Regions from separate parts of the Homo sapiens genome. Here all the other regions are linked to region 3. Evidence: read pairs that join two places in POLR2A ChIA-PET (ENCODE). Cell type or tissue: PC-9. All regions are shown on one strand. Links, peaks and the distances in the headings refer to the core of each region. The heading gives the core; the rest is flanking DNA. Region 1 overlaps EVI5 (ecotropic viral integration site 5). Region 2 overlaps DIPK1A (divergent protein kinase domain 1A). Region 3 has its middle 8.8 kb from the start of RPL5.

Region 1 (11,117 bases), core at 2,709-7,708, 130 kb before region 3:
TCCCACCTCAGCCTATGGAAAAGCCAGGACTACAGGCACCTGGTTAGCTTATTTTATTTATTGCAGAGATGGGGTCTCGCTATGTTGCCCAGGCTGGTCTCAAACTCCCAGGCTCAAGCAATCCTCTTGCCTGGGCCTCCCAAAGTGCTGGTATTGTGGGTGTGAGCCACCACGCCTGGCTGAAATAATGAAGTGTTTATATGTGTTTCCAGTAGAATGAAGTTAGCTGCAGTTAAAGAAGAAAAGGTTATGAAGAAAGCTGACTGATAAATGTAAGAAGAATAACATTTTTAAAATCATGCTTTTGTTATCCTAAATGAAATAATTTAACATGAAAAGTATCCCCAATGATACTTTTTTTTTTTTTTTGGAGACAGGGTCTCACTCTATTGCCAAGGCTGAAGTACAGTGACGCAATCACAGTTCACTGCATCCTAGACTTCTCAAGTGATTCTCCCAACTTAGTATCTTGAGTAGCTGGAACTAAAGGTGTACACCACCATACCTGGCTAATTTTTGGTCTTTTTTTTTTCTATACAGTCAGGATTTCACCACGTTGCCCAGGCTGGTCTTGAATTCCTGGCCTCAAGTGATCTGCCTACCTCGGCCTCCCAAAGTACTGGGATTATAGGTGTGAGCCACTGTGCCTGGCCCTCAATAATAACTTTTGAGCAGACTGAGCCAAGAGGTGGAAGGTCATAATGAACTGGATATTCTTACAATGCCAAAGTATCAACTTACAAAGTACTTACTGGGTGCCAAGAGGGAAAACATAACCTCATAATAAAGAAATCTGTCATTACCTTAACCTAGTCACCAATCATGGCATCTCTAATAACAGTGAGACAGACATTATGCATCTTTTAAGATGAATAAAGTACATGGTATCACCTATTAAGTATTCTTGTCAGAAATGTTTGCACTTAATTAGATTAAGTCTTCACATTAGCTCCCAGTTTATAGAAAACACAAGAGATACAGAAGTTAAATGAGATAACAAGGAAATAATCAGATGAATCCTTCAGGTTGGATATTCTCGGTATAACTGACTTGGTCTCTTCAACAAGCCAATATATTAAAAAAGAAGATTGGAATAGGTGGTGCTGATCTAAATTTTTAAAAATGTAAGTGAACAACTGAATACAATGAAATCAATGGCAAAGACATTTTTGGCACAACTGAGGAAATGTGAACATAGACTGAGTATTAGGCAGTATTATGGAACTACTGTTAAGTGGTGGAAGCAATGTGGTAAATGAGGCAAATTACTTTATGGACATGAATACTGATGTATTAAAGAGTGAAGTGTCACAATTTCTGAGCTTTACTTTGAAAAAAATAAATATGACAAAATATTAACAATATTTACTTTGAAATACTTTGAAAAAAATAAATATGACAAAATATTAACAGTTGTTAAATACAGACAATAAGCAATGGATATTTATTATTCTATTTTTGTTATGTCTGAAAATTTTCCCAAGTGAAAAAAAGCAAATAGAATGTGATCTGTAGCTAATGAGTAAAATCTATTCTTTCCTTCACAGCTAAGCTTCATAAAAGGAAAATGAAATGCTATGTTGAGGAAGGTTTTGTTTTGTTGCTTCTAAGTCAGAACTCAAAATTATCTTCTTAGATTGAAGAAAATGAAACAACAGAGAGAGAGGTTGAAGATAGAGAAGGAATAATTAATGGAGCAAAGACCTGGAAGAGATGGAAATGAGTAACATCACGTATTCTGAATTAGCATTATAAAGGAAAAAAAAATACTGTATTCTAAAAAGAGAAGAAAAAGAACATAGCTAAGTCTACAAGCTGGAAGACAGCAAGTTTAGGAAGTTTGGAAATGACTGCTGAATTAGGAATAAGGTAATCTGGTGAGAGTTACATATAGCAAAAAGGGGATGGGAGTTTGGGAAGAATGGTAAGGTTTGAAGTAACCACTGTGAGGAATGAGATAATTAATCAAAGTCAATATAAATATACATGGAAGGCCACTGGAAACATAATTTACTGTCAGCAATCTCAGTAACTATGCAATAACAATTGGATACATGAATACAGGAAACAAAAGGGCAGAGGAAGCACAGTTGTTCATATCAGAAGAAGGCTTTTAAACCTCAATCTAGAGATCTTGATAAAGCAGAATGGGGAGAGCACGAATAAGGAAGTGAAAGAAATAGAGGGCCAGAAATCTGATAAGTAAACAGGATTAATTGAAATTTCAGAAATGGATTGTACATATGACAAGATCTATGCAAGGAGAATTAGTTACCAAGAAGGTTAAGGAACCTCATTCTCTATCAGACTTTTAAAGTCAAATAAATTCTCTGCCTGGCTAGTGTGAGTTCAATGTGGTTTTACCAAGTGACAAAAATTGAGATAATTTGTTTTTATCAGTTACAAGGCACAGCGGCTTTTTGTCTATATGATGTCTCCACACATGGTAGTTATTTAAAACGTATCAACATGATGGTGGTTATTTAAAACATCACAAGTAACTTAATAAAAGCTGAAGCTCAAAAATCGGCTTGGCTTGCTTTTGTCAATTAGAGCTAACTTTTTAATTTTTTTAAAAGAGATAAGGTATCACTATGTTACCTAGGCTGATTGTGAACTCCTGAGCTCAAGCAATCCTCCTGCCTCAGCCTCCGGAGTAGCTGGGACTACAGGTACACATCATTGTGCATGGAAAAGCTAACTAATTTTAATAACATTAATTCTCACTCATATTTAAATATACTTTGTGGAGTAGGAATATCCATGGGAGTAGTATGTTGTACATGTTAATGTAATTTCATATTGCAGCAGAAAAACTGCTAACTGCTAGCATACAGTACTGTTATCATTTTAAAGCATTTTATACCATAGAAAGTACAGTATCAGAAATGCTAACTATGACCGCAGGCTAAGAATTAAGTACTGGAAGCTAGAGAAATCACAGCTATTATTTTAATTAATACACTTAATCTGTTTCAAAAATAAAACTAATGAGCAGAGACTTTATTTTGAACTTTTAGGACATGAATGCCAAAAAAAGCTTCATTAGAAAGTAGTACAAAAAATAAGATTTGACCAGGTGCAGCGGCTCACACCTGTAATCCCAACATTTTAGGAGGCTGAGGTGGGAGGATCACTTGAGCCCAGGGGTTCGAGACCAGCCTGGGCAACATAGTGACACTCTGTCTCTACAAAACAAATTTTAAAATTAGCCAGGCATGGTGGTGTGCGCCTGTAGTACACCTGTGCTTTAGTAGAGACAGGGTACTTCCTGTACTCAGGAAGCTGATGTGGGAGGATCACTTGAGCCTAGGATTTCAAGGCTACAGTGAGCAGCCATAATCACACCACTGTACTCCAGCCTGGGTGACAGAGCAAAAGCCTGTCTCTAAAATAAATAAATAAAATTTTAAGTTCTCAATCCATACCTCATGTCTATCTTGCTGGTTATGCTAATTTTGAACTTAAGTGACACTGTGGGGTCAAACTAAGAGGAAAAGAATGTCAATGAATGGGACCACACCAGAAAAGTGGTTTTAAAAATAACAGCATCCTCATATATGTATATCCATTCCAGGCTCCTAATTCTAGTCAACGTGGAAAAGGAGGAAAGTTTTAAAGGTAGTACATGCTAGTCCCATGCACCACTGTTAAAAGCAGTATATTCCAACATTAGCTTTATGCTATATTGAAACCAATACCACCGAAGAAAATAATATAGTTCTATAACCTAAGGAGGAAAACTGTATCACTAGAATGTTTTGCAACTTCCACTGAATTTCCAACAAAAATATAAAATACTTACTTTTTCATTTTTTTTGAATTGTATTTGACTTGGTAAGCTGCTTGGATTAGCTTGTCTGGGACACCATCAAACTGATGTGGAATGACCTTTTGAAAGTGCTAAGATACAATTAAAAAAAAAACATAAGAATGACTTAGTGCTGTTAATAGTGAAATCCAAAGACATTCAAGAAATTATGGGCTGGGCGTGGTGGCTCATGCTTGTAATCTCAGCATTTTGGGAGGCCAAGGCAGGCGGATCACTTCAGGTCAGGAGTTCAAGACCAGCCTGGCCAACATGATGAAACCCTGTTTCTACTAAAAATACAAAACTTAGCCAGGTGTAGTGGTGCATGCTTGTAATTCCAGCTACACAGAAGGCTGAAGCGGTAGGAGGATCACTTGAACCTGGGAGGCAGAGGTTGCAGTGAGCCAAGATCACGCCACTGCACTCCAGCCTGGGCAACAGAACTAAACTCTGTCTCAAAAAAAAAAAAAGAAAATAAATTATGAACTTACCTGTAACATCCCTTCCATGTCAAGTTGCATCAGTTCTGCCTGATTCATCTGAAGAAGTGCTAATCCTACACGAAACACTATTTCTAAACCCTGAGGAAACAAATTAAATAAATCCAAATTTATGTTACTCTTCCATCAACAAAAACGAGTCATTTGAAATAATACTAAGGTAAACATTTAGGGATCTAAACTAGGGGCTGGCAAACATTTTCTGTCAAGAGTCAGAAAGCAAGTATTTTAGGTTTGGTGGGCTATATTGTCTGTCAAAATTACTCAGTTCTGCCACTACAACCCTAAAGCAGACATACACGACATATAAATAAATGGGCAGGGTTGTGTTCTAGGAAAACTTTATAAAAAACAGGTGTGGAAGAATGGATTTCGCACAAAAATCTGTCCATCTGATTGGTACATGAATCACAGCTGACCAACTGTGATCTGAACTAATTTAGATAGGTAATACAAATTGATTTTCCCAAGATGTAATTAATAACAACATTGAGTTCACAGACTAGAAAACAAAGGATTACCTCTATGTGCTACTGACAAAAGGACAACAACCTGCAATGTGTTCATAGAAGAAACATGCTTATTACTTCTTACTCTTTGGATGACAGATGCATTTCAACAATATTAACTGTAAGACAAATTTTACCTCTCACTAACTTTCACTGTATGAGTTAGGAGGTGATAAAGAGGTATGATTAACAGTGTAGGCTCCAAACTGCCTATGTTTGAATCCTGGTTACAACACCACTTATGTATTGTGTGTCCATAGACAAGCTACTTAACCTTTCTCTAAGTCTCAACTTCCTCATCTATCATCTAACAAATGCAATAAAAACAGTATCTACCTGATAGGGTTATTATAAGGTTTAAATGAGATTATCCATGTAAGCAGTTTTGCATGGGACACATGGCTTTCCTTCATTGCTCTCCTCATTGCCCTGCTCTCACTAACTCAGTGACCCCTTTGCTCAGCTCCTGCTCTTTGTCTGCCCATTAGCTTACCTCAGACATAAAGATATCAAATATCCTTGTTGCAATTGGTAGTGGAAAAGTTGTAAGAAAGATAGTCAGAAACCAGGATGATGCATACATTGAGGTATGAAAACTCTGAGATTGAAAATGTACAAAGAGCTCTGGAAGATGCTCCTAAAGAGAAGAAAATAATTAGTTATAACACAGTAAAACTGAGTATTTTAAATTAGATTATATTTATACTAGATTAGCCTATACCAAACACAGATTAGATCAAGCATCATATGGAAAAGGTAAGACATAGACATTGAAACATCTGGGACAGTGGCTAGTATCTAGGAAAGAAAGAAGGGGGAAAGAATGTGAAGTTGGAATTTTGAGTATAACATTTAATTTATTAATAAAAAGAAACTGAATAAAAGTTTTATATTTGTTTAATCCTGTTGGTGGATACAAGAGTGACTGACATTTTCTATACTCTTCTATCAACTATAATATTTTAAAAAGACGTTTAAAAAGAAAATAAATGGTATGTTAAAATACTTTCAGGCACTATCTACCACTGATCACCCATTCTTACCTTCCTAAAGAATAGGAAAAATATTCAAAATACAGATGTTTCAGCAACTCTAGTAATTCAAAACATAAATGAGACTTTTTTTTTTTTTTGAGATGGGGTCTCACTCTGTCACCCAGGCTAGGGTACAGTGGTGTGATCTTGGCTCACTGCAACCTCTGCCTCCCAAGCTCAAGCAATCCTCCCATCTCAGCCTCCCAGGCAGCTGGTACTACAGGTGCACACCACCATGCCCAGCCAATTTTTTTTATTTTTAGTAGAGGCAAGGTTTTGCCATGTTGCCCAGGCTGGTCTCAAACTCCTGGGCTCAAGTGACCTGTCCACCTCAGCCTCCTAAAGTGCTGGGATTACAAACATGGGCCACTGCGTCCAGCCATAAATGACACATTAATTGAAAATATAACATTAAGAGAGTTTAAGGCTGCTAAAAACAAGCTTACTATTTCAGAAAAGAATTAATTAAGAATCATCTCAAGTCCAGGCACAGTGGCTCATGCCTGTAATCCCAGCACTTTGGGAGGCTGAGATAGGAAGATCACTTGAGCTCAGGAGTTCAACACCAACCTGGACAACAGAGTGAAACCCTGTCTCTACAAAAATTAAAAAATAAAAAATCAAAATAGATAAAAAACTATTCAGGTGCAGTGGTATACACCTGTAGTTTCAGCTATCCAGGAGGCTGAGGGAGGAGGATGGCTTGAACCCAGGAGGTCAAGGCGGCAGTGAACTGTGATTGTGTCATTGTACTTCAGCCTGGACAACAGAGCTAGATAGACTCTGTCTCAGGAAAAAAAAAAAAATCATCTCAAAACCTATTCTGGCTTTTTCTTTAAAATATATAAAAACAAAAAATATGTACCCCATAATGTACAACTATTGTATGTCAATTAAAAAATTAGCCAGGCACAGCGGTGGCTCACGCCTGTGATCCCAGCACTTTGGAAGGCCAAGGCGGGCGGTTCATGAGGTCAGGAGATCGAGACCATCCTGGCTAACATGGTGAAACCCCATCTCTACTAAAAAAATACAAAAAATTAGCTGGGCGTGGTGGCAGGCACCTGTAGTCCCAGCTACTTGGGAGACTGAGGCAGGAGAATGGCATGAACCCAGGAGGCGGAGCTTGCAGTGAGCCGACACCACGCCACTGCACTCCAGCCTGGGCCACAGAGCGAGACTCCATCTCAAAAATAAATAAATGAATAAATAAAAAATAAAATATAAGAACATTTTACATATCCCCTTGCTCCCACCACAGATGGGAAAAACTGGAGTTTATAAGGCTGCCAGGAGAGAGGAAACTAATAAAAATGGCTCTCATGCCAGCTGATTCATTCACCTATTTTCTTAAATTCTGCTCATTTAATTGAAATTGAAATTGAAATAAATGAAAATATTTACATTATAGCAAACTTAAATATATAAAATATAAAAATTAAATCCAGAAAGGTAAAATACTTCAAAGGTATTTTTCCCTTGATTTTGATTCTGCTCCTATTCTCTCCACCTTCATACAGTCACTAGATAACTTGAGTCTTAAACTAGCAACATAAGAAAACATTACAGGAAAAAAAATTACGGGCTAGCAAAAAATAAAAATAAAATAAAAGTAAAAAGGCAGAGGAGAGGACTCAAAGAGACAGTCTCCAAGTAAATGGACTGATGTCAGTGTAATATCATAAAGCTCCTGTAAGAGAGCTTAGACTACGTAACAATAATAGGATATAATAAGGAAATTCATGTGCTTAGGTAAGGGGTGTATAGTACATTTGGCAGAAATGCTTAAGGATTGAATATGAAAACTGGAGTCAAGTCCTAGACTGTGATCTACCTAATTTGAAGGGTCAAATTGTACATTAACCAACCAAAAAACAATCATGTAATTAAAACACTTACTTCTTCAAGTGCTTTAATGCTTTTAACATTAAATTTGCTTAGTTGGCACTCAGAACAAGATATAAAAAATATAAAGGCAATATGCCTTTTTATCAACACTGCACTTTTACCTGTATCATACATTCAAACTGGTACATACAAAGGCCCAATTCTGCCATACTTGGTTTAAAAAGTTCACGAAGTCTATAATCTTGCATTAATTTAACAAATACACAGAAAGCTTCTTCTTCTGGCATCTACATTGGAAGAAAAAAAAACAACATAGGTTAATGTTCTCTGATACACAAATAAACCAATGATATTTAAACTAAGTACACAGCCAACCACAAACATTGTTTGAGTGGCTGTGTGCTGCAATGTTAAGAGCAATGAGGTAAGAATCAGAAAGTTCTAGTCTCCCATTCTATCACCAAGAATGAGAAGTTAAACAAATCTTACAACCTCTGAAACCAACTGCCTCAACTTGCCTCATTCATTAATTCAACCCAAAATACTGATTTACAGCCAGATACTTTTCTCTCTCTGGGTATACACCAGTGAACAAAATAAACACAATCTCTATTCTCAAGGAACCTGAATTTCTAATGGAGGGAGACAGACAAGACATGGAATAAATCAACTAATATATATGTCAGATGGTGATGGATGCTACAGAAATAAAATAAAGTAGGGAATGCTGGGGAGACACACGGCTATTGATATAGATCAGGAAAGGTCCCCTGATACGGTAACAGTTAAGCAGAATCCTGAAGAAAGCAAGGGAGCATTTGAGGAAAGAACAGTTCCAGAAGACCAAAGAGTACAAAGGTCCTAAAATGGAATCACACTTGGCATGCTCAAGAAACAGCAAATAGAGAACTACTAAATTAGAATACTATGAGTGAAGGTTACATCATGGAGGAGAAATAACAGGGAACCAAAATGCAGAGGACTGTAGAGGCCACTGTAAGGATTTCGACTTTTACCTTAAGTGAGAGAGAGGGATTTTTGAGGATTCTGAGCAAAAAATCATATGACATGGTACAAGTATTAAAAGGACATATAAATTAAGTTTTCACATTATCTGAAATTGGGGTTTAAAGGTACCAATTTCACATTTTATGTGTAAATCACTAGGAAATCATATCAAATAAGATAATGAATGTGAAAGCTCTGTAAAGAGCTACAAAGATATTCAGAATACTTAGGCAAATAACTATCCAAATTGTTAAACCATCTTTCTCAAAATAATAAAATTTGCTAATTCTCATTCATTCCCGTTATACCAGTGTGTTTCAAAAGAGAACATCCCAAAGGATCTCCAGGCCTTCTTCTTACTGAAGACTGCTGCTAATAACAAGACATTTTTCCTGGCCTTGACACAGCCACGGACAGGGGGCCAAGAGTCACTCTTGGCAAAACCTGCACTTCTTCCTTCCTCTCAACACAGATGGCCACAATTCTACTTAGGAGACTATCTCTATTAATTCTATCAAGCCCCACAGCCCCACTGAATTATGTCAGTCACTACGAGAAGCCCCAAATCCCAGGACTCTCATCCTAAATGATTTTACTGTTCTCCTAATCTGACCCCATTTCCAATCTTTCCTAAATCTTTTCCACAGCATTTTCTGGAACCCATATCCTACCATCAACAGAATAGTCTACCTATATCCTCAATCTCTTTTCCAAATGTTCCTCTCTTTCTTTAGCTGAAATCTGTATCTCCCCTAAGAATATTTCAACACTGAAACCTGGCTCTCTCCTAAGGTAGTTGTTTTCTCTTTTCTCTCCCACAGCACTGGAAGGGGACAGAGATTACTGAGGTATATGTCCTCAGGCGATTTAATCATTGTGCGAACATCATAGAGTGCACCTACACAAACCTATACCATATAGCTTACTATACACCTAGGCTATATGCTATATAGCCTATTGCTCCTAGGCTACAAACCTGTATAGTATGTTACTGTACTGAATACTGTAGGCCAACTGTAACATGATGGCACATGTTTGTGTATCTAAACATAGAAAAAGCAAAGTAAAAATAGGGTATTATAATCTTATGGGCGCACCATCACACATGCAGTCCACCGTTGACCAAAATGTCATTATGCAGTATGTAATTATAATTTCCCTTTTTGTCTTACAACAATTTCTTCTCTTCTGAACATATCAAAACAAGTTTCATTCCCTCTCCTCTTTGCAATAGCATTGATATGGGAACTAGAGGAGAATTTTTTTTAATGGCAACATTTTAAAAAATAAGTTGAGGTAATTTGACAAAAGAGGAAAAGGAGACAGAAAAAGTATCACTAGGTCCTTCTCAAAAAAATTGAAACCATGGTGACAAAATGAAAAAATGTGACACGGAGTGGCATACACCAAGTTGTTTTATAGTCATTCCTTTCCATTAGAAAGAAATCAAGACACTTGAGTCCTAGAGCAATGTGCTGCTACATAACTTTCTCTGTGACTCTGAGCTGATAAGAATCCATGTCTTTTGCAAAGGTCTAATGCAGACAATATACCTAATATTATAGGAGTGAGATATATACAAAACATACATACTTCTAACCATTTTGATAAAGTATGTACTAATTTTGCAAATTTTATCAGACTCTCTGAGTTACATTTCTAAACTGAAGTTATGGGAGAATATAGCATAAGGTGTCGGCATAAACTTTAGAAACAAAAAGAGGAGCTTTTCTACCTTATGGCCCTGGGCCATAAGTGACTACTGTTCTTGTGTTAATATACTGCTGCCACTGACAACAGCTAAGTAGATCAATCACCAAAATATTATTTATTACTCCAATGGTGGTAATAATACTTATTGAAGTTAATATCTCTACCACCACTGCTTGCCCTGTCTTGAAGGAAACTGTGATTCCTAGAGGATTCACAGGATCCACAGGATTCCTAGAGAGCTAGGTCAGCTGTTGAGAGATTCAGACCTCAAGCAGAGAAAAACTGCTCTTTAGATGCCCAAGAGAAATGACTACTAAAAGGTTATTGTGGAGCTAACAGGAAAATAAAAGGAATAGAACAGCAGCAAAAATCACTAGACTGATAATAAGGATGTCTGAGTTCAATAATGAAGGATCTACCAATACTAAATAAAGTAGGAAAATCATAATTTCAATTAGCAATAATTGCGCCTCGGATAAACCTCACTGGCTACGATACTGCCACTGCGCAAAGCTGGAAAATCATAATTTTGTTAAACAACTATACCTTAACATTAACAAATCTAGTTTTGCATTGTATTATTTATAACCTAATTCCACTTAGAAATCAATAACCACTGGGAGCACTTCTTATGTGTTCTTATATATGCTGTAACACAAAGTAAAAATTATTTTTATTATAAATCAGTGTCTCT
Region 2 (11,117 bases), core at 3,083-8,082, 54 kb after region 3:
TTACAGGTGTGAGACACTGCACCCGGCCTCTTTTATTCTTTTATTATTCCATTTTTTCTATGTTAGTTTGGAAATGGTACACTCTTTCTATTGTATAGGTTATCCTAGAAATAATAATATGCATCCTTGAATTATCAAAGTCTAAAGTTAACTGGTTGATTCTTTTATCCTACTCTGCAATATTGTAAGGACTTAAACACTTTAACTTCCTTTATCCTTCTCCCATTTTATATGTAATTGTTATTCTAGGTATTGCAGCATATAAATGGAATCATACAATATTTGTCTTTTTGTGTTTGGCTTCTTTCACTTAGCATAATGTTTCCAATATTCATCCATGTTGTAGCATGTATCAGAATTTTACTCTTTTTAAAGGCTAATATTCCATTGTATCTATATACAATATTTTGTTTATCCATTCATCTGTGGATGGACAGTTGGCTTGTTTCCACCTTTTGGCTACTATGAATAATGCTACTGTGAACATTGGTGTGCCAGAATCCATTTGAAACCCTGATTTCAATTTTTTTGGTATGTATACCCAGAAGTGGATTTACTGGATCATATGGTAATTCCATGTTTAACAATTTGAGAACCCTCCATACTATTTTCCTGATTCTTTTTCTTTAAATCTTTTTTTTTTTTTTTTTTTTTTTTTTTTGAGACAGAGTCTCCCTCTGTCACCCAGGCTGGAGTGCAGTGATGTGATCTCAGCTCACTGCAACCTCTGCCTCCTGGGTTCATGTGATTCTTGTGCCTCAGCCTTCTGAGTAGCTGGAATTACAGATGTGTGCCACTACACTCGGCTAATTTTTTTGTATTTTTAGTAGAGACAGGTTTTTGCTATGTTGGCCAGGCTGGTCTCAAACTCCTGGAGTCAAGTGATCTGCCCACCTTGGCCTCCCAAAGTGCTGGGATTACAGGTACGAGCCACCATGCCCAGCCTTGATTCTTTTTTATATATTACAATTCTCTGTTGAAATTCTCCATTGTTTTACCTATTTCTTCTACCTTTATTCCTATTTAACTGAACATGAATATAAAGTTATTTTTACATTCTTTTTGAATAACTCTTAATATCTGGATCATCTGGAGATCTGCTTCTAGTATCTGTGTTTATCTCTTGATTTTTGGTCATTTTATTTTGTCTTTTGGCATTCTTTGTACTTTTTTACATAATGTCTCCAGAGAGGGTTTCCTTCTGTCTAGCAGACAAAGGTAATGGTAGCTGATCACCTTAACAAAATCAGGAGCTGTTTGAAGTTGAGACTTGGTTGTAGCTCTGGGTAAAGCTCTAGCTACTTATGTCCAAGGGTATATAGCCCTCTAGGATTTTTAACTGAGAGCTTGGTATTCATTGGGGCTTCTCCTTCTGGCAAGTTCATAACTCTAATCTGTATCTTGTGAGACTGCCAAAGAGTCTGTTCTGCTTTTCAAAGGCTTTCCAATGAGGTTTTTAACCTCTCATTCTGCAGAGCCCCGGGAATTGGCAAATATCCCAACAGGATAACTGGCTGTATGCATGAGGTTCCCCTGGTTTTCCACAAAGCCTCTGCTGATTTCTTGTCCCCAGTAGGGGCTTTCCGCCAACATAAGGTTTCTGCTTCTCAGATCCCTGCCCATGCCCAGAATCAGCAAATTCCCCCCAGGGTAAAAGAGGCCATAAAAGTCAGCTCACCATTCTGAGATTCTTTTAGTTTACCTTTACTCCTGGGGTTCATTCCTTTAAGGTCTCAGCACAAAGCATGGTGTGCCAGTGTTCCCATCCTTGGTTGGATGTAGTAGATTTTTATTACCCTAGCCCCTTAAGACTGTATATTTCAATTTTAGATCATACATCACCAGTGAAAAGCAGCCACAAAAACTAGGCCCACCTCTTTCAAATCTTATCCTCTCGGCTGGGTGTGGTGCCTTACGCCTGTAATCCCAGCACTTTGGGAGGCCGAGGCAGGTGGATCACCTGAGGTCAGGAGTTTGAGACCAGCCTGGCCAACATGGCAAAACCCCATCTCTACTAAAAATAGAAAAATTAGCCAGGTGTGGTGGTGGGTACCTGTAGTCCCAGCTACTTGGGAGGCTGAGGCAGGAGAATCATTTGAACCCGGGAGGCAGAGGTTGCAGTGAGCCGAGATTGCACCACTGCACTGCAGCCCGGGTGACAGAGCAAAACTCTGTCTCAAAAAAAAAAAAAAAAAATCTTATCCTCTCCCAGGTCTTGATCAAGTAATTCCTCCCTATCTTGTTAGCACTTTGAGGCTTTAAAATATACTTTTAAAGAAGTTATTTTATTTTTGAGATGAAGTCTTGCTCTGTTGCCCAGGCTGGAGTGTTGTGGCAGGATCATAGTTCACTGCAATCTCAAATTCCTGGATTTAAGGGATCCTCCCACCTCAGCCTCTCAAGTAGGTGGGACAACATGTGCATGCCATCATGCCTGGCTAAAATATACTTTAACAATATTTTTTCTGCTTGCTTTTTAGTTCTAATCCCACAATTGTGATACAATATTAGTACTATCTTAGCTTAGTACTATTGACTTTAGTACTACTACTTATGATAGGTTTTAAGAACATAATCCCAAATGCAGAATAACTATAATTTTTTAAAAGCCAGTCTTAGGAAAATGATGTATTTTAGACTCAGAAAGCTCTTTCATTATCTTCAGGGTTTGATAAAATAACCATTAAATTATGCTAGAATTATGTTCTGGTTTCCTTTCTTATAAATTAAAGGGAAATTAAATTAAAGTGAAAAGTAATGAAGCACTTCAACTCTAATTTACTCATGACAGAATATGTACCAATATTTGCCCTACATTTGAAGGATACTGTAATGATACAAGATATTTAAAAGCATATCCACTTCATTTTGTCTTAATCTCTTAGATTTCTAACATTACCAGATGATGTTAACAGGTCTTCCTGGGAGGGCTGTGGTGGGGATATGGTTTTTTCTGATCAAGTATATTTGCTGTCTCTTGGAGATGCATAACACATATTAGTATCTAAAAGAACCTAAGAAGTCCTTAGTAAAGTCAGTTGTTATCTTTATTTAACCCTCTGTTTCCAAATACATCTGACCAGGGACATATTTTATCCATGGAATATCTATTAATGTGCTCCAAGGTACCTAGTTTGAGAAAGGTGGCCTAGAGAAAGAGAAATAAACATTTCAAATAGTTTCGGTTATTTGTATGTTTTTGAACTTGATTATCTACCTCCTGTTTCCTCCTTCTTCACTGAAGGTTAGAAACTGAGTTTTGTGGGGTTTTATTAGCTTTATTAGACTGTAACTTCTTCTGTCAGTCTTTTCTGATGTAGGGTAGCAGAAGGAGTATGAGCTTCATAGAGAGACAGAATTAGGATCAAATTCTGGTTCCATCATCTTGGGCAAATTCTCCTGTCTCTCTGGGTCATAGTTCTTTATCTGTACACTATTATGCTAAGGATTAATGAACATGTAAAGTACCCAGTACATTGGCCCCAGAGATACCTCCTATCTTAAAATTCCTTAAGGATCTAGAATGGCCAGTTGGAATGAACACAGGATTGCTATCTTTGAACCTTGACTTAGGACTCTTCTTTACTAACTCATTCCCCTCTCTTGCCTAGTTAAAAGACTGTAACACTCCTGTGGAATAACGTGTTTTTGTATCCTAACTGATGAAGCACCTTGTGTTAAACTGGTTTTTATTTTCTTAGAACTTGGGGAAGCTCCAGGTTTCCGTCTTATGTTCCCATAACAGTTGCTATCTTATTTATCTTACCTTACTGTAATTACTCATTTTCTTTCCTGATCCACTGTAAGTTTTATAAGGTCAAAGATATTTTGCTCCCTGTTATATGCATACACCACTGGCCTGGGTAAAGAGTAGCTACTCAACAACTATAGAATCTTTAACAAGTTATAATAATTGGAACCCTCCAAATCATTACTATTCAAATATAATTCTGAGATGGAGTGTTTTAATATTCTTTATATTAGAAAGTACTGGTAGAGGCCAGGTGCGGTGGCTCATGCCTGTAATCCCAGCTCTTTGGGAAGTCAAGGAGGGCGGATCACTTGAGGCTAGGAGTTCAAGACCAGCCTGGGCAACATGGTGAAACCCCGTCTTTACTGAAAATACAAAAATTAGCCAGGCGTGGTAGTGCGAGCCTGTGATTCCAGCTACTTGGGAGGTTGAGGCAGGAGAATTGCTTGAACCTGGGAGGCAGTTGCAGTAGGCTGAGATTGTACCACTGCACTCCAGCCTGGGCAATAAAGCAAGACTTCGTCTCAAAAAAAAAAAAAAAAAGAGAGAAAGTACTGGTGGAAAAAAAGGAGTTAAATTTACTTGAAATTCTCAAATTTTTAAAATATAAGTCTATAGAATTAATGATCACTACTAGAAATCTTAGACTGATACAGTCATTTTTCTGAGATACATCCAATCACTAGGATAGAAACAGAATAATAATCCTTTTAGATAAATTTTGGTATTCAAGAGTAAAAGATGTGTTCTAGAAAGTCTGCCTGTAAATACGCTTTTATAGTCTAAACATTAAAAAACTCATCTGATTGAAATAAACTAAAACTTAAATATATTAAAAATATATATATATATAATAAAAATCCTTCTTTGTATTGAGGATGCCCCCACACTAACTTATTTATGTGTTATATATTTAAATTTCTGAACACTGGAATTTTCAAAGTGGGGAAAACTTTACTAATGGGTCATGTCAAAAAGCTAAGAAGATTAGCACAATTCTAATGTCAAATTAACTTTTATTTTTAAAAACATCATTAGTAAGTATGTAAGCAGTAAATATAGTGTTATGAAGAGGCTTTTTAGTAAACAGGAAATTTAAAATACTTACTATTATTTTCTTACAGTCCTTTCCTCTGCATAATTCTGTATAGGTAGAATACTGCACATATATAATCCAGCTTCCAACAAAAACCACTAACCAGGAAAAGAAAAGATATTTCATCCGCACATATGAGAAGCGAGCCTGTGAGTAAAAAAGAACATAACGATCATTCATTCAGCACCAAATCAGCATTCAATGTCCTAGAACACGACTTCTCACCCTTCTTGGAACAACTCAATATATATTCCAGGCTTTTATATGGCAATTCTAGAACAAAGTGCACTTTCACTGAGTCCAAACAGCACTGGTCTTAGAAAAGGAAGCTCCTTGGTCCTGCCAAGGAAAAAGGGAACAAAATATCCTTTAAGATGTATAACCTTTCAAATACCACCATCATCCAAAGCTACTTTTTAGGCACAAGCACATGTACCATGCTACCCTGGGCACCTTGTGAGATCAGGTAAAGAGAGGTACAATTCCTATTTACTAGAAGCTTACAAAAGACTCTTTCACATAAGAATCTTAAAGGTCTTTAGGAAAATCATGATAAAAATAATTTTGTTTTAAAGAAATAAGAACAGAAAATCTGGCTATTTGTCTAATGTCTCATACTGACAACCAGAACAAGAAATTAAGCTCTACAGTCATTTCTATTTCCCTATTGTATTCACCAGGGCTTTATGTTCCTCTTGTTCAGCGAACCAAATGTTTCACCGAATAGATATTCTGGAAACTGAGGAGACGCTAACAATTGTTAAAGGAGAAATGACTGGAGAAGGGTTAAGATATATTAAAAATAAGTTACTCTTTGCATATCAACTTGCAAAGTGTAAAGCTGCACAATAGGATCCTCTTTGCATTGTTTTGTTTCCAGTGCTCTTGTATCTAATTGCAACTCGGGCTGGTTGATGCCTTTTTTCCATCAATTACATATCAAACAGTTTCATCTTCAAAAGTGACACTTGATCAAGACTATTTGACATTTATTTTTTGAGTCTGTAGCACCCATGGTCTGGTTTTATAAACAGCAGAACTGAGGACTACGAAGAGAATTCGGCAGAATAAATTAAAGATATGTAAACAAACAATGAAAAGCTAGTTTTGCTTTTACAATCACGAGCCAGTTTCTCACACTGGGAACAGTAGGATATTGTGAGCATTGTGAGCATGCAAAGAAGCAGAAAGAGATGAGAGAGACATAAGCACACCTGCAGAAGACAATGAGTGCAAAGGAAAAAGAGACTCAGGAAATACTGAATTCTATTGGCCCTATTTGTGGTTTAGATATCTTTGTGAGGTTAACAGATGGTGAATCCCTGTACCAAAAGGCTTGAGTACAATGAGTTCTCAGTAAAATTGTAGGTCTCTGAGCTTTATTATTAAAATGAAAAAGTGCCTTAATGCAAGATACTTTTGTATTGCTCTAAGTAAAAAGAAAGTTCAGATTAAACTCCAAATTAAATCACATAAAAGACAATGGGGTATATACCATGGGGTTTGTTTGAAAGATATTTAAGATGACTCGTCTCTAATAAGAGGTTTGGTCATCAGACAGAAATCGACATGTACTAATATTGTGAACCTAAATAAGATTAAATGACATAATGCCTATAAAACATAAGCATATTGCTGGGCACGTAGTAAGTATTCAGCAAATGTTAGCTAAATCAATTTGCAAGTCACTGGGCAAGAAGCCAACAATACTGTCAGTGGCTATCATCTTCTTTTCGGACTTGCCAAAAAGAAAACTGAATCTGAATCTGATCAAGCCTTTTAGCTCCAGCTACCAGTTTACAGGAAATACATGAGACAGAGAAACACAAGTGACACTTAAGTAAGTGACACTATAAGGATATAATCAGCAAACTCCAGGCTGTGGGAAACACTGCAATACAAACAATCCAGTTTCTTCAACAAATAAATTACAAGAAGGGAAAAAAAGGCAAGGGGAAACTTAAAGATTAAAAATCATTTAAGATATATATTAGGCTAGATCTGTAATCCCAGCACTTTCGGAGGCTGAGGTAGGAGAATCACTTAAGTATAGGAATTTGAGATCAGTCTGGACAATATAGTGAGACATTGTCTCTATGAAAAAATTTAAAAATTAGCCAAGGCCAGCCAGGAGCTCACGCCTGTAATCCCAGAACTTCGGGAGGCCAAGACAGGCGAACAACTTGAGGTGAGGAGTTCAAGACCAGCCTGGCCAACATGGTAAAACCCCGCCTATACTAAAAATACAAAAATTAGGCCAGGCGCAGTGGCTCACACCTGTAATCCCAGCACTTTGGGAGGCCGAGGTGGGCGGATCACGAGGTCAGGAGATCGAGACCATCCTGGCTAACACGGTGAAACCCCATCTCTACTAAAAATACAAAAAATTAGCCGGGCGAGGTGGCGGGGGCCTGTAGTCCCAGCTACTCGGGAGTCTGAGGCAGGAGAATAGCGTGAACCCCGGGGGGCGGAGCCTGCAGTGAGCCGAGATCGCACCACTGCACTCCAGCCTGGGCGACAGCGAGACTCTGTCTCAAAAACAAACAAACAAACAAACAAACAAACAAACAAAAATTAGCCGAGTGTGGTGGCATGCACCTGTAATCCCAGCTACTCAGGAGGCTGAGGCAGGAAAACTGCTTGAACCTGGGGGGCGGAGGTTGCAGTGAGCCGAGATTGTGCCACTGCATTCCAACCTGGGTGACAGAGCAAGACTCCATCTCAAAAAATAAAAATAAAAATAAAAATTAGCCAAGCATAGTGGCTCATGCCTGTAGTCCCAGCTATTTGGGAGGCTAGGGTGAGAGGATTGCTTGAGCCTGGGAGGCAGAGGTTGCAGTGAGCCAAGATCGCACCACTGCACTACAGCCTGGGTGACACAGAGAGACCCTGTTGCAAAAAAAGAGAGAAATATATCAAATAATTACAACACATGTATCTTTTTTGAGTCCTGATTCAAATGAAAACCTGTAAAAAATGACATTTATAAGACAATTGAAAATTTTAAGAATGACAGTATACTTGATGATAGTAAAGGATTATTTTAGTTTTTTAAGGTGTGATAATGGTTCTGTGACAATATTTAAATATTTTTCTTTTCTCTACCTATCAAATAGCTACGTTTTTCTACTTCCTCTGGCATATGTTTAAATGGAGAAAAACCCTATGAACTGGACTGCCCGATGCCTACTTGTCATGACAAAGAATGCCAAACATTTTTGAGAGGAAGTTAGATTGATGATGTTCCCAGCAGGGCACTGGGCATCACCTGTTGTAGACAAAATGATAAAAGGAGTGAGACACCTTTTTCTTTCAGCATGCCATTGAGAATTGCTGTGATTTGGGGGTAACACAAAGTAGTAAAAGGACCTTCATGCGTCCTTTAATATCTGCAGATCCTGCAGCCTCACATTTAAAAATAATGATTGAAGAAAGAGCCATAAATTACATCTGTAGCTATTAACCAATTTAATTTCCCTGTGTGCCACTCACTAAAATGTTTCTAGTGGTCTGTTCTGTACCAATTACCTAGATAATGTAGTCTTTGATTAAGAAATGTAGTCTGACCTTTTTATTTATGCTGAACTATTCACAATGACTGCCCAGCAGTTTTTTGTTCGGCAGATTGTGTGCCTAGCTAGTAATGGTATGTTGCTTTTTTCCTAATTTTGTTCCTGAAAAGCATGATAAGAATTTTTGTAAATACACTATGGCAGTGATTCTCAAATGGACTTAGTTTTGCCCCACAGGGGACACTTGGCAATGTCTGGAGACATGTTTGGTTTCCCAACTGGAGGCTGCTACTGAAATCTTGTGGGGTAGCAGCCAGAGATGCTGCTAAACATCCTGCAATGTACAATGTAGCCCCCCACAGCAAAGCATTATCAGGCCCAAAATGTGTTTGAGAAACTTACAGTTACACAATAAAATGAAAACAAAAACTGTGGGGTTGAAAGAGCTAAATTTGTATGACATTAGCATTTTATCTTATATTAGCCTTTAATGCATAAAATATTAGTAATTTTAAAAATATAATAACATCTGTCTGGAAATAACAGAAGCAGTTATCACTAGAGTAAATGATTGCCAATATTTTATTGTAAGCCCACGATGACACAAAATGCCAATTCTACTCTAAAAAATAGTAATAGTTTTTCTTCTTTTAAAATATCGTTTGATTTCATTGTGATAACTTATTTCAAAACAAATCTGAAAATTTTTGATCTTGTTTGTAACTTTACATTAAGTTTTAAAAATAGGCAGAAAGAGGCAACAACCAAAATTTAGCCATTTAAGACTACTTCTGGCCACGCGGTGGCTCACGCCTGTTATCCCAGCACTTTGGGAGGCTGAGGTGGGAGGATCATGGAGCCAAAGGATAGAGCCCATCCTGGCCAATATGCTGAAACCCTGTCTCTACTAAAAATACAAAAAAAATTGGCTGGGCGTGGTGGCGTGCACCTGTAATCCCAGCCACTTGGGAGGCTGGGACAGGAGAATCGCTTGAACTCGGGAGGCAGAGGTTGCCTTGAGCTGAGATCGCATCACTGCACTCCAGCCTGGGCAACAGAGCGAGACTCCGTCTCCAAACAAACAAACAAACAAACAAACAAAAAAACTACTTCTGGCGGGGCGCGGTGGCTCACGCTTGTAATCTCAGCACTTTGGGAGGCTGAGGCAGGCGGATCATGAGGTCAGGAGTTCGAGACCAGCCTGGCCAACACACTGAAACCCATAAAATTAGCTGGGTGTGGTGGCGGGAGCCTGTAATCACAGCTACTCGGGAGGCTGAGGCAGGAGAATCGCTTGAACCCGGGAGGTGGAGGTTGTAGTGAGCCGAGATCATGCCACTGCACTCCAGCCTGGGTGACAGAGCGAGACTCGGTCTCAAAAAAAAAAAAAAAAAAAAAAAAGGCTACTTCTATTATCTATTTTTAATACTCTGCATCTTTCATAAACATGTAAAGCACAAAGTCCTTTTACTTTACCCCTAAATACTCCATACACAAATGTTCTTAATTTTGAGAATGGGGACTCTGTCTCAAAAAAAAAAAAAAAAAAAAAGGCATTATGAGTCTACTGGTCAGAGTTTTAGCATTCTTAATCTTTTTAAGAGGTGAATTTTAGGATTTATAGAAAGAATCTGAATTATTCTTTGATCTCAAGTTTAAAGATTTTATTTGCAGGAGCATATTCTGTGTTTTGATTTTATGAAAACTCTAGAAATAAAGTTTCAATAAAAAGCAGATAATTTTCACATGCTTAGAGGCTGACCGCAAAACAAAATGCCAAGAACAACTAGGGAATTCATTGCATGGGGTGACTCTCAAGCCTGTGACTAGGCTCAATGGTAAAACACTATTTCAAAGAAGTGTCTAAGTAAAAGCAATAGCTCGTGATATATTAAGTGAAAAAAAATTCGCTTTCAAAATCACATGTATGATATGTTCCCAATTTGGCTTTTAGAAAGAGAAATCACCAAAAAACTTTAGAAACTGCAAGGAAATAAACAAAACATTAAGGGTTGTTATCTCAAAATGTCAAGAGGTGGTGGGATTATGGATAATTTTTATTTTTCTTCTCTTAATTTTCTATAACAAATATGTATTACTTTTTTAGTTAGAAAAAACTATTTGTATATATGTGTTTAATGTACATATTTAAATGTCTCTAAGATCTACAAGTCTCTTGATGCTTTAAAAATCTTTTTAACTGTAAAATATTAACACAGAATTACTTAAAATATATAAATATAGCTTACATTATAATTATAAAGCAAATATCTAAATAACTACCACTTGGGTAAAAATACAGAATTTTCTGGCCAGGTGTGGTGGCTCATGCCTGTAATCCCAGCACTTTGGGAGGCCGAGGTGGGCAGATCACCTGAGGTCAGGAGTTCGAGGCCAGCCTGGCCAACATGGTGAAACCCCACCTCTATTAAAAATACAAAAATTAGCTGGGCATGATGGCATGCGCCTGTAATCCCAGCTACTTGAGAGGCTGAGGCAGGAGAATCACTTGAACCAGGGAGGCAGAGGTTGCAGTGAGCTGAGATCGTGCCATTGCACTCCAGCCTGGGCGACAAGAACAAAACTCCGTCTCAAAAAAATAAATAAATAAAACCCCCAGAATTTTCTAACACCCTCACTGACCCCTATCCTCCCAACATGCTCTTGACTACCATGATAATCATTTGTTTATGTGCTTTTCTAAGTAGTTTAACCACTGATCATGTAACCCTATAATGCAGAGTTTGATGTTGATTGC
Region 3 (11,117 bases), core at 2,803-7,802:
TCTGTATCAATGATGGGGGTGCTAATGAAGACTGTAGGGATACTAAAGCCCATTCTCTCCTTTGGTGCTACCCATGGCCCTGGGGGCTGAAATGGTCTGGAGTCTTTCTGACTTGTTGGTTTCAAACTTGAAGCCATCCAAGAATTGTTTCAGCCCCTTTTGGTATTGAGAATATATAAATTCACTACTACTGATAGCCTCAGACATTCTTGAAAAAAGGAGTCCCCACCCAAGGCTGGTCTTTGTCTCAACCAAAGACTGGCAGCAAGGATTCATGGGTTAAAGAGAGGGGCAAGAATTAGGAGGTAGTGGGTCTAGGAGGTAAAATCAATTTCATAGCTGAAGGAAGAATGGCCATTTATGTATTATAGAGGACAAAATGCAAAAGACAGTTGTGGAACACATACAGGTTATACCATATTTTTGGACCAAACTCAGAAGTGCACATGAATATGACCTGTGTACAATCCATGAGGTCCTGTGCTTACTTCCTGGTTTTAGGATAGCAACACTTTGAATTGCAAAGTCACTTACTGACATCTAATGACCCTGTCATTAGCCGCCTTCTCTCTCTGAGGCATTGCCCCAAACACCCACAAACACACAAACTCAAACTCACCTGCTCCTGCCCCTCTGTTACTGGAAACAGATGAATCTTGGCAAGCTTCTCCCAGGCTTTCACCAATATCCTCCTTCCCTTCCCAAATTTTAGGCCAGTAGCCAGTAGCTGCACCCTTCTTCAGGTATACTTAGATGGAAAGAAGTAGGTCATTTGTTCATTTCCCAATTTTCTTTCTGCCCCTAGAAATACAGCTTCATCTTCTGGCAGCTTGCTGGCCACACTCCTCCTTCTGGTGAGTAGAAGCACTGCAAGCAAGACCAAATTACCCCTAATCCACTGCAAATCTCTATTTGTCAAAACAAAACAAAACAACAACAAAACACCTCAAATAAAACTAGAGGCCAGGCCTGGTGGCTCATGCCTGTAATCCCAGCACCTTAGGAGCCCAAGGACATCATATTACCTGAGGTCAGGAGTTCGAGACCACCCTGGCCAACATGGCGAAACCCCGTCTCTAATAAAAATACACAAAAACTAAGCTGGGAGCAGTGGCTCATGCCTGTAATCCCAGCACTTTGGGAGGCCGAGGTGGGGGGAACACTTGAGGTCAGGAGTTCGAGACCAGCCTGGCCAAAATGGCGAAACTCTGTCTCTACTAAAAATACAAAAAGTAGCTAGGCGTTCTGGTGTGCGCCTGTAGTCCCAGCTACTTGGGAGGCTGAGGCAGGAGAATCGCTTGAACCTGGGAGGCAGAGGTTGCAGTAAGCTGAGATTGTGCCATCGCACTCCAGCCTGGGTGACAGAGCAAGACTCTGTCTCAGAAAAAAAAAAAAGAAAAGAAAGAAAAAACCCACAAAAATTAGCTGGGTTCACGTGATGGCATGTGCCTGTAATCCCAGCTACTTGGGAGGCAGAGGCAGGAGAATCGCTTGAATCCTGGAGGAAAAGATTGCAGTGAGCTGAAATCGCACCACTGCTCTCCAGCCTGCGCAACAGAGTGAGACCCTGTCTAAAAAAAAAAAAAAAAAAAAAACTAGAAGGCCAGGCTCAGTGGCTCACGTCTGTAATCCCAACACTTTGGGAGGCCAAGACAGAAGGAGAACTTGAGCCCAGGAGTTCGGGACCAGCCTGGGCAACATAGCAAGATCCTGTCTCTACAAAAAAATTTAAAAGGCCAGATGCAATGGCTTACACTTTGTAATCCCAACACTTTGGGAGGTGGGAGGATTGCTTGAGTCCAGGAGTTTGAGACCAGCCTGGGCGACATAGCAAGATTCCATCTCTACAAAAAATAAAAAATTAGCTGGGCATGGGGGCATGCATCTGTAGTCCCAACTACTCTGGAGGCTGAGGTGGGAGGATCCCTTGAGCCCAGGAGATCAATGCTGCGGTGAGCTCCGATAGCACCATTACACTACAGCCTGGGTGACAGAGTGAGACCCTATCTCAAAATAAATAAATAAGTGTTATTATTTTAAGCCTCTATATTTTCAAGTAGATTGTTATATACTAACTGATAAATGGAACAACTAAAATAAATGGTGAGAGGTTATAATGTGCCTGCCATAATAGTATACCCATTTCATTTACTCATTAAATTTATTTTATACCAAACTCTGCTATGCATGCTGGGAATACAGCAGTGATTGCAACAGATAATGTCCCTTTCCTGACTTCACAGACTGTTTGGGGTAGGGAGGGTAGATGCACTAAACAAATTAACAAATGTGTAATTCCTAGGTTGTAACAAATGCTGTGGAGAAAAAGCAGGATACAGGGAAGAGAGAGTGATGGGGTATTTTATTTTAGATGTAATGATGAGGGAAGGCCTTCCTGAAAAGAAGACCTAAAGAAGTAAAGCAGCACACCAAATGAATATTTGGTGGCTGACTAGTGAAAGCAGAGGGAGCAGCTAGTACAACGACTCTGAGCTAGGAGTGCGCCTAGAGGCCAGTATTTGGAATGGAATGAGGAAAGGTTGAAAGGAGAAGAGGTGAGGTCAGAGAAACATGTGGAGTCCAGAGCATGTAGGATTTTGTGGGCTGTGATGAGGAATTTGGCCACTGGAGAATTTTGAGCAGAGGAGTAGCATACTCTGACTTGTATTTTTAAAATATCAGTCGGGCTGTGTGGAGAATAACCTGTAGAAGGGCAAAGTTTGAAGCAGAGTGAACTGTTGAAGTTAATGCAATGACCTGGGCAATGATGATGGTAGCTTGGACCAGGGCAGTAGCAGTGGAGGGCATGAGAAATGGTTGGCTATTTTATATATACATATTTTAAAGTGCAGCCACTAGGATATGGATGTGGAACTTGAGAAAAAGAGAATCATCAAGGGTGACTTGGGTTTCTGGTGTTATTTGCTCTTTATCAAGTATTCTTAATGTACTTGTCCTGCCTCTTCCATCGGAGCTCCTGGAGTCATTCGGTGTATTCAAACACTCATCTGATGGCTGTGCTGTCAGTGCTAAGTGCCATTCCGATGACTCCTTTAAGCACAGACTCTCTAAGATGCTGACCCCATGCAGAAACATGAAAATGACTAAGAGCATTATGAGCATCACTTTGAGGTTGTCTATAACAAATATAATTACACCTTTATGTTTGCAATATTTCCTTGAAGAAGTTGGCTTTATTGTCATGTGCTAAGGGAAAAAGCCATAATTTATGTTGTTTCTCCCAAAAACTTGGTGAGCTTTCATGTATATATCTTAGGTCCTCTTTATATGCCCAAATAATTGAAGAGGGAGACAGACATTGGTGTAATTTAACAGGTAGATTCTCAAAAGGATTTATAAAGTTTGTCATTAGTCATATATTTTAAACCTTGATGAACTGGCAAAATAAGACCATGGTCACTTTCAATAATTCCAGAAAAGATGTAGACTCACAATTTTAGTTCTCAGGTAGGATTCTTAGCTTGTAACACACTCCCAAACTCACACACACACACTATATATACGTGTGTATATATATATATATATATATATAGGTGTATATATATATATACACACACACACATATATATACACGTATATATACACACTTATATATATATACACGCGTATATATATACATATATATATACACGCGTATATATATACACATATATATACACGCGTATATATACATGTATATATACACACGTGTATATATATGTGTATATATACATATATATTCGTATATACGTGTATATATACATATATATTCGTATATACGTGTATATATATATATATATACGAATATATATTCGTATATATACGTGTATATATATATATATATATATATATTAGACAGGCAGGGTGAAAGAAAACTACTTTATTTACTGATTTATTTATTTTTGAGACAGAGTCTCTCACTGTCGCCCAGGCTGGAGTGCAATGGCGTGATCTCAGCTCACTGCAACCTCCGCCTCCCGGGTTTAAGCGATTCTCCTGCCTCAGCCTCCTGAGTAGCTGGGACTACAGGCGTCCGCCACCACGCCTGGCTAATTTTTTGTATTTTTAGTAGAGATGGGGTTTCACTATGTTGGCCAGGATGGTCTCGAACTCCTGACCTCGTGACCCACCCGCCTCGGCCTCCCAGAGTGCTGGGATTATAGGTGTGAGCCACCGTGCCTGGCTGAAAACTGCTTTTAAAGTGGCATTGACCTCTAAAGTTTAGCAATCCTTGGGCATTCCAACTTTCTTTTTTATGACTTGTTGTAAACTTCACCTCTAGGAAGCCATCTAAATATTACAGAATTACTTAAATATTTTGACTTTTGTATGTTAGGTAGCTGAAAAATTGATGTTTAACTTCCCAGAGTTGTCCTGAGACCACCTTCTTTAGGTTTGCAGGGCTTCCCTCATATTTCTTTCTTTTTTTTTTTTTTTTTGAGACGGAGTCTCACTCTGTCGCCCAGGCTGGAGTGCAGTGGTGCAATCTTTGCTCACTGCAACCCCCGCCTCGCGGGTACAAGCGATTCTGCTGCCTCAGCCTCTGGAGTAGTTGGGATTACAGAAGTGCGCCACCACGCCCGGCTAATTTTTGTATTTTCAGTAGAGACAGAGTTTCACCATGTTGGCCAGGCTGGTCTTGAACTCCTGACCTCAGGTGATCCACCCGCCTCAGCCTCCCAAAGTGCTGGGATTACAGGCGTGAGCCACCGCCTGGCCTGACATTTCTTTCTATTCATAGGGGCTTCCATCTGGTAACAGGACTATGTCCCTTAGTTCATACTGATCAGAGTTTTGAAAGTCTTCATTTTCTGGAAGATTTGTAATGCTTCAGTTTCAGCCTGATGACCTGGGAGATAACAATCAGCTTCCCAGCTACAGTTTCATCTTTATTTTGTCTGTTTGTTTGTTTGAGACAGGGTCTCATTCTGTCACCCAGGCTGCTCAGGAGGCTAAGGCAGGAGAATCGCTTGAACCCAGTAGGCGGAGATTGTGGTGAGCCAAGATTGCACCACCACACTCCAGCCTGGGTGACAAAGTGAGACCCTGTCTCAAAAAAAAAACAACTTTTTTTTTTTTTTGCAGAGATGGGGTCCCCCTATATTGCCCAGGATGGTCTCAAACTCCTGGACTCAAGCAATCCTCTTGCCTTGGCCTCCTAAAGTGCTGAGATTACAGGCGCGAGTCACTATTTGTGTCCAGCCCACTATTTTTAATATATAGAAATCTGGGAGCCCCCTTTCTTTTCCCCATGCACTGTCCCAATCAAGTCTGAGTCATCAACAACAGATCAGTGGAAGCCAGTGAAAGTCTAGCACAAGCCAGGCCAGGCATGGTGGTGCATACCTATAGTCCCAGCTGGTGGAAAGGCTGAGGCCAGAAGATTGCTTGGGCCCAGGAGTTCAGGCTGCAGTGACCTGTGGTTGCACCACTGCATTCCAGCCTGAGTGACAGAGTAAAACCCTGTCTAAAAAAAAATGACAAAAGAAGTCCAGCACAGCAGACCAGCAGGGAGAGGCTCAGGCATTGTGATCTTTGTAGGGTGTGAAGTTTCCATGAAGTATTTCCCTTTGACCCGGGCAAGAGGGAAACTTCCTCTGACCCTGCACTTTATAAAACTCTTCATGTCACAAACATACAGAAAAGTAAGTTTAAAGAATGATGGCTACAGGCCAGGTACGGTGGCTCATGCTTGTAATCCCAGCACTTTGGGAGGCTGAGGCAAGGCAGATCACAAGGTCAGGAGTTCAAGACCAGCTTGGCCAACATGACGAAACCCCGTCTCTTCTAAAAATACAAAAATTACCCGGGGTTGGTGGCAGGCCCCTGTAATCCCAGCTACTTGGGAGGCTGAGGCAGGAGAATAGCTTGAACCCGGGAGGTGGAGCTTCCAGTGAGCCAAGATCGCACCATTGCACTCCAGCCAGGATGACGAGTGAGACTCCATCTCAAAAAAAAAAAAAAAAAAAGAAGAAGAAGAAGAATGCATGGCTACAAAACAAAAACAAAAACAATGCATGGCTATGGTTGCCTCTGTCACTTAGGACTTGGTACTCAGTTCTGACCAGAAACTCTAAGCATCTGCCCTAGAAATCAACACCTTCCAGGCTCTAGGGATATGCTCCTTCTCATTTCTCATGCTGTGACCTGAAAACAAAAGGCGACTGTGTCTGAATGTCATGAAGATTTTGGAGTTGTGCTGCAGTTGACATTTGAAATGGACGCTGCTTTGGAAAGCAGGGAGGTTTGAGTAATGGAAAGTTGTTTACCTAGTAGGGAAAAAACAAATTAACTTATCAAATCCTGTCTTTCTGATAATGGGAATGCAAAGGATTCTTTAATAACAAAGTAGCATGCCTTGAGTAATGAAGAAAGCATATTCATTTTCTTGTTTGTCTTTATGTTCTAATTTCTGGTTCCAAGGGCATTCATCTTGTTGAAACAGATTTGATTTAGACAAGATATGAGATGATCTAGAAGAGTAAAGTGAAATAACGGAAGGTGCTCAAGTAAAGAGCAAATCAGGAGCCTAGGCAGAAAATGATTTTTTTTGAGTGTGTACTCTCTAGTTTTTTGATATGTGGCATTGCTTGCTCTTTTTAATTAATTTATTTTTTAAGACAGGGTCTCACTCTGTCACCCAGACTGGAATGCAGTGGCACTATCATGGCTCTCTGCAGCCTTGGCCTCCTGGGCTCAAGCAATCCTCCCACCTCAGCCTCCTGAGTAGCTGGGGCTACAGGCACTCGCCACCACACTTGGCTAATTTTTTCTATTTTGTGTAGAGACGGGGTCTCACTATGTTGCCTAGGCTGGTCTTGAACTCCTGGGCTCAAGTGATCCTCCTGCCTTGGCCTCTCAAAGTGCTGGGGTTACAGGCATGAGCCACCACACCCAGCCTTGCTTGCTTTTAATAATGTTGATACAGACAGGCACGGTGGCTCACGCCTGTAATCCCAGCACTTTGGGAGGCCAAGGCGGGCAGAACATGAGGTCAAGAGATCGAGACAATCCTGGCCAACATGGTGAAACCGCGTTTCTACAAAAAATACAAAAATTAGCTGGGTGTGGTAGTGCATGCCTGTAATCGCAGCTACTTGGGAGGCTGAGGCACGAGAATCACTTGAACCCAGGAGGCGGAGGTTGCAGTGAGCCGAGATCACGCCACTCACTGCACTCCAGCCCAGTGACAGAGCCAGACTCCATCTCAAAAAAAAAAAAAAGTTAATATAAGTGTTCAAAAACTCAAATAAATTTAAATTGTAAAAGAATTAACATTTTTTAGAGAAATTTTTTTTTCTGAAGTGAATGAAACTGAATGAAAACCAACAAAAGTGACATTCCAATTCAATACAAGGGAATTAGAATGAGGAGACAAAGTTTACATAACTGTAAGGAAGAAAACGTATGTAAAAATAAACCTAAAACTAATTTTTATATTGTTTTCTGAACCTGATAAATTAGTGTATAGTCTAATTGAAAAGATATTTGAACAAATCAAGCAACATACTGCTAGTTTTGTTTTTCTTTATTATACTCCAGCATTGAAATATTGGAAAGGAGAAGAATTTACCAAAACCTTAATGGATGTAGATACAACTACAAGACAGTGAAAATAGCAATCAGGCCAGGCGCGGTGGCTCATGCCTGTAATCTCAGCACCTTGGGAGGCCGAGGCGGGCGGATTACGAGGTCAAGAGATCGAGATCATCCTGGCCAACATGGTGAAACCCCATCTCTACTAAAAATACAAAAATTAGCTGGGTGTGATGTTGCGTGCCTATAGTCCCAGCTACTCAGAAGGCTGAGGCAGGAGAATCGCTTGAACCCGGGAGGGCGAGGTTGCGGTGGGCCGAGATCACGCCACTGCACTCCCAGGCTGGGTGACAGAGTGAGACTCCATCTCAAAAAAAAAAAAAAAAAAAGAAAGAAAATAGCAATCAAAGTGACAATGATTTACATGGCAATATGAAAATATAAAGTAATAGTTTCTGTGAAAACAATGAATGATCGTATGTGATACCATCACATTGTTTAAATGTGATATATAAAAATCATGGTTCGTTTCCAAATCTAAGTATTGCTTTAAGAATTTTATTTAAAATTCCAGTTTCTCTTGCTTCAGCAGAACAAAATTTATTGGAAATAATAAAACTATTTAAGAATGACAATAGGGTGGACTCGGTGGCTCACGCCTGTAATCCCAGCCCTTTGGGAGGCTGAGGCGGGTGGGTCATTTGAGCCCAGGAGTTTGAGACCAGACTGGGCAACATGGCAAAAAGAATGACAATGACCCAAGAAACATTATCTAATTTGGCATTACTATCTGTAGAACATAAATTATGTGATATCTTAATGATAACAACAAAGAAACTTTGCTGAAATGAAGACACAAAAAGGAATTTTTATGAAATGCATATATTATAATTATGAATTGTGTACGTCTTTATTAGTCATCCAAACATCAATAGCCTATTAGCAGAACACCCAGTCATAATCATAATTGTCATTGATATTTTGCTGACTTTCAGTCCCATTAAAAACCATAGATTTACACTTTTTCTTTTTCTTTTTTTTTTTTTGAGATGGAGTGTCACTGTCACCCAGGCTGGAGTGCAGTGGCACCATCTCTGCTCACTGCAAGCTCCGCCTCCCGGGTTCATGCCATTCTCCTGCCTCAGCCTCCCAAGTAGCTGTGACTACAGGCGCCCGCCACAACACCCGGCTAATTTTTTGTATTTTTAGTAGAGACGGGGTTTCATTGTATTAGCCAGGATGGTCTCGATCTCCTGACCTCATGATCCGCCCGCCTTGGCCTCCCAAAGTGCTGGGATTATAGGCGTGACCCACTGCACCCGGCCTGATTTACACATTTTTTAAAAAAGAAACAAAATTTACTCTTTCTTTGGCTAATTAATTTTTCCTAGATAAAAGTACAGGTTTAAAAATGTTTCAGCGGGGTCAGGGGGCTCACACCTGTAATCCCAGCACTTTGAGAGGTCAAGGCTGGAGGATCACTTGAGCCCAGAGTTCGAGACCAGCCTGGGCAACATGGCAACATTCTGTTGCTACAAAAAATTTAAAAATTAGTGGGGCATGGTGGTGTGTGCCTGTGGTCCTAGCTACTCCAGAGGCTGAAGTTGGAGAATCATTTGAGTCCAGCCAGGAGTTCGAGGCTGCAGTGAGCTTTCATTGAGCCACTATGCTACAACGTGGGAGACAGTGAGGCCTTGTCTCAAAACAAACAAACAAAAATGTTTCAGCTGGGCATGGTGACTCATGCCTTAATCCCAGTGCTTTGGGAGGCTGAGATCGGAGAATTGTTTGAGGCCAGGAGTTTCAGACCAGCGAGGACAATGTAGTGAGACTCTGTCTCTTTTTTTTTTTTTTTTTTGAGGTGGATTCTCGCTCTGTCACCCAGGCTAGAGTGCAGTGGCACCATCTCTGCTCACTGCAAGCTCCGCCTCCCAGGTTCACACCATTCTCCTGCCTCAGCCTCACAAGTAGCTGGGACTACAGGTGCCCGCCACCACGCCCAGCTAATTTTTTGTATTTTTAGTAGAGACGGGGTTTCACCGTATTAGCCAGGATGATCTCAATCTCCTGACCTCATGATCCGCCCACCTCGGCCTCCCAAAGTGCTGGGATTACAGGCGTGAGCCACTGTGCCTGGCCCAAGACTCTGTCTCTTAAAACAAAAAATTGGTGAGGTTTGGTGGCATGGGCCTGTAGTCCTAGCTACTCAGAAGGCTGAGGTGGTAGGATTCCCTGAGTCCAGGAGTTCAAGATTGCAGTGAGCCAGGATCGTGCCACTGCACTCCAGCCTGGCAACAGAGCAAGACCCTGTATCAGAAAACGTTTCAAATTTTTCCACTGGATTAATATCTATAAAGAAGATTCAACTGTAAAGTAGATGGCTCTATACACTCTCATGTAAAGCAAAAATCAATTACAAAAAAATTGTAAATAACATATTTTTAAAATATGATTGACAAATATTAGACACATTTATTGTGTACAACATGTTGTGAAATATATAAACTGTGGTATGGCTAAATAGAACTAATTAATATATGCATTACCTCACATACTTATTTTTTTTTCTGATGAGAACACTTAAAATCTATTAAGTGTTAAGATTTTAACACTTAAAATCTTTCTTAGCAATTTTCAAGAATATATTCTACATTGTTATTAACTATGGCCATCATATTGTACAATGGATCTCTTGAACTTATTCCCCCTAGCTGAAATTTTGTATTAAGATGTTCTTTGATCATAATCATGAAAGTTGCTGGTTTCAATACATAACCAGCTAATTAGGGCAGTAAGTAGGCACCTCAAAATCATACTATGTAGTTAATATCTTAAAATCTTTTCACATATTTGTGTTAAATCATCAAATAAATCATCAGTGACAGAACAAAAAATTGCTGATTTTTTTTTAAACTTATAAACAACAGAAATTTATTTCTCACAGTTCCAGGAGGCTGGAAGTCCGAGATCAAGGTGCCTGCATGGTTCAGTTCTGGTGAAGGCCTCTTCCGGGCTGCAGACTGCTGACTCCTCCTTGTGTCCTCACATGGTGGAGAGCAGACAGAGCTGCTGATTTATTTTCTATTTGTAATGTATGGTTGACATATTTGATGAAACTGAGTTCACTTTCTTTTTTTTTTTTTTTTGAGATGGAGTCTCGCTCTGTCACCCAGGCTGGAGTGCAGTGGCGCGATCTCGGCTCATTGCAACCTCCACCCACAACATTCAACAGATTCTCCTGCCTCAGCCTCCCGAGTAGCTGGGACTACAGGTGCCCACGACCACGCTCAGCTAATTTTTGTATTTTTAGTTGAGATGGGGTTTCACCATATTGGCCAGGCTGGTCTCGAACTCCTGACCTTGTGATCTGCCCGCGTGGGCCTCCCAAAGTGCTGGGATTACAGGCGTGAGCCACTGTGCCCAGCCAAATCTGAGTTCACTTTCATTTCAAATAATAAAAGCTATATTCTAGAAGGAATAATAAATAACAAATAGCTCCCATTCTAGCGCAGGTTTTTTGTTTTTTGGTTTTACAAGACAGGGTCTTACTGTATCACCCAGGCTGGAGTGCAGTGGCAAGA

The links. ChIA-PET counts read pairs that join two places held together with the same protein. Peaks named below come from ENCODE experiments on the same cell type or tissue, not always from the same donor. Only the 100,000 strongest peaks of a DNase experiment are listed, where the experiment ranks them.
Region 1: POLR2A ChIA-PET joins it to region 3 with 5 read pairs; 3 of 35 experiments call an interaction of 5 or more read pairs at or near these places.
Region 2: POLR2A ChIA-PET joins it to region 3 with 8 read pairs; 8 of 35 experiments call an interaction of 5 or more read pairs at or near these places.

Annotation. Positions count from the first base shown.
Region 1 is chr1:92,689,997-92,701,113 of GRCh38, forward strand. EVI5 (ecotropic viral integration site 5) reads right to left here. Exons shown (of 20, transcript NM_001350197.2): 6 at 7,864-7,989; 7 at 5,314-5,457; 8 at 4,303-4,392; 9 at 3,806-3,903. It also overlaps the pseudogene RNU4-59P. Among named protein-coding and RNA genes, the nearest start is that of EVI5, 90 kb to the right of the region's middle. RefSeq lists an enhancer at 2,700-3,201. In PC-9, for the core only: no CTCF peak of the experiment used is centred there; no DNase peak of the experiment used is centred there.
Region 2 is chr1:92,871,437-92,882,553 of GRCh38, forward strand. It overlaps DIPK1A (divergent protein kinase domain 1A), which reads right to left. Exons shown (of 5, transcript NM_001006605.5): 2 at 4,860-4,994. Among named protein-coding and RNA genes, the nearest start is that of SNORA66, 36 kb to the left of the region's middle. In PC-9, for the core only: no CTCF peak of the experiment used is centred there; no DNase peak of the experiment used is centred there.
Region 3 is chr1:92,817,700-92,828,816 of GRCh38, forward strand. No RefSeq gene overlaps it. Among named protein-coding and RNA genes, the nearest start is that of RPL5, 8.8 kb to the right of the region's middle. In PC-9, for the core only: a CTCF peak has its summit at 5,573; a DNase peak (open chromatin) is centred at 5,362; H3K27ac peaks cover 1,054 bases.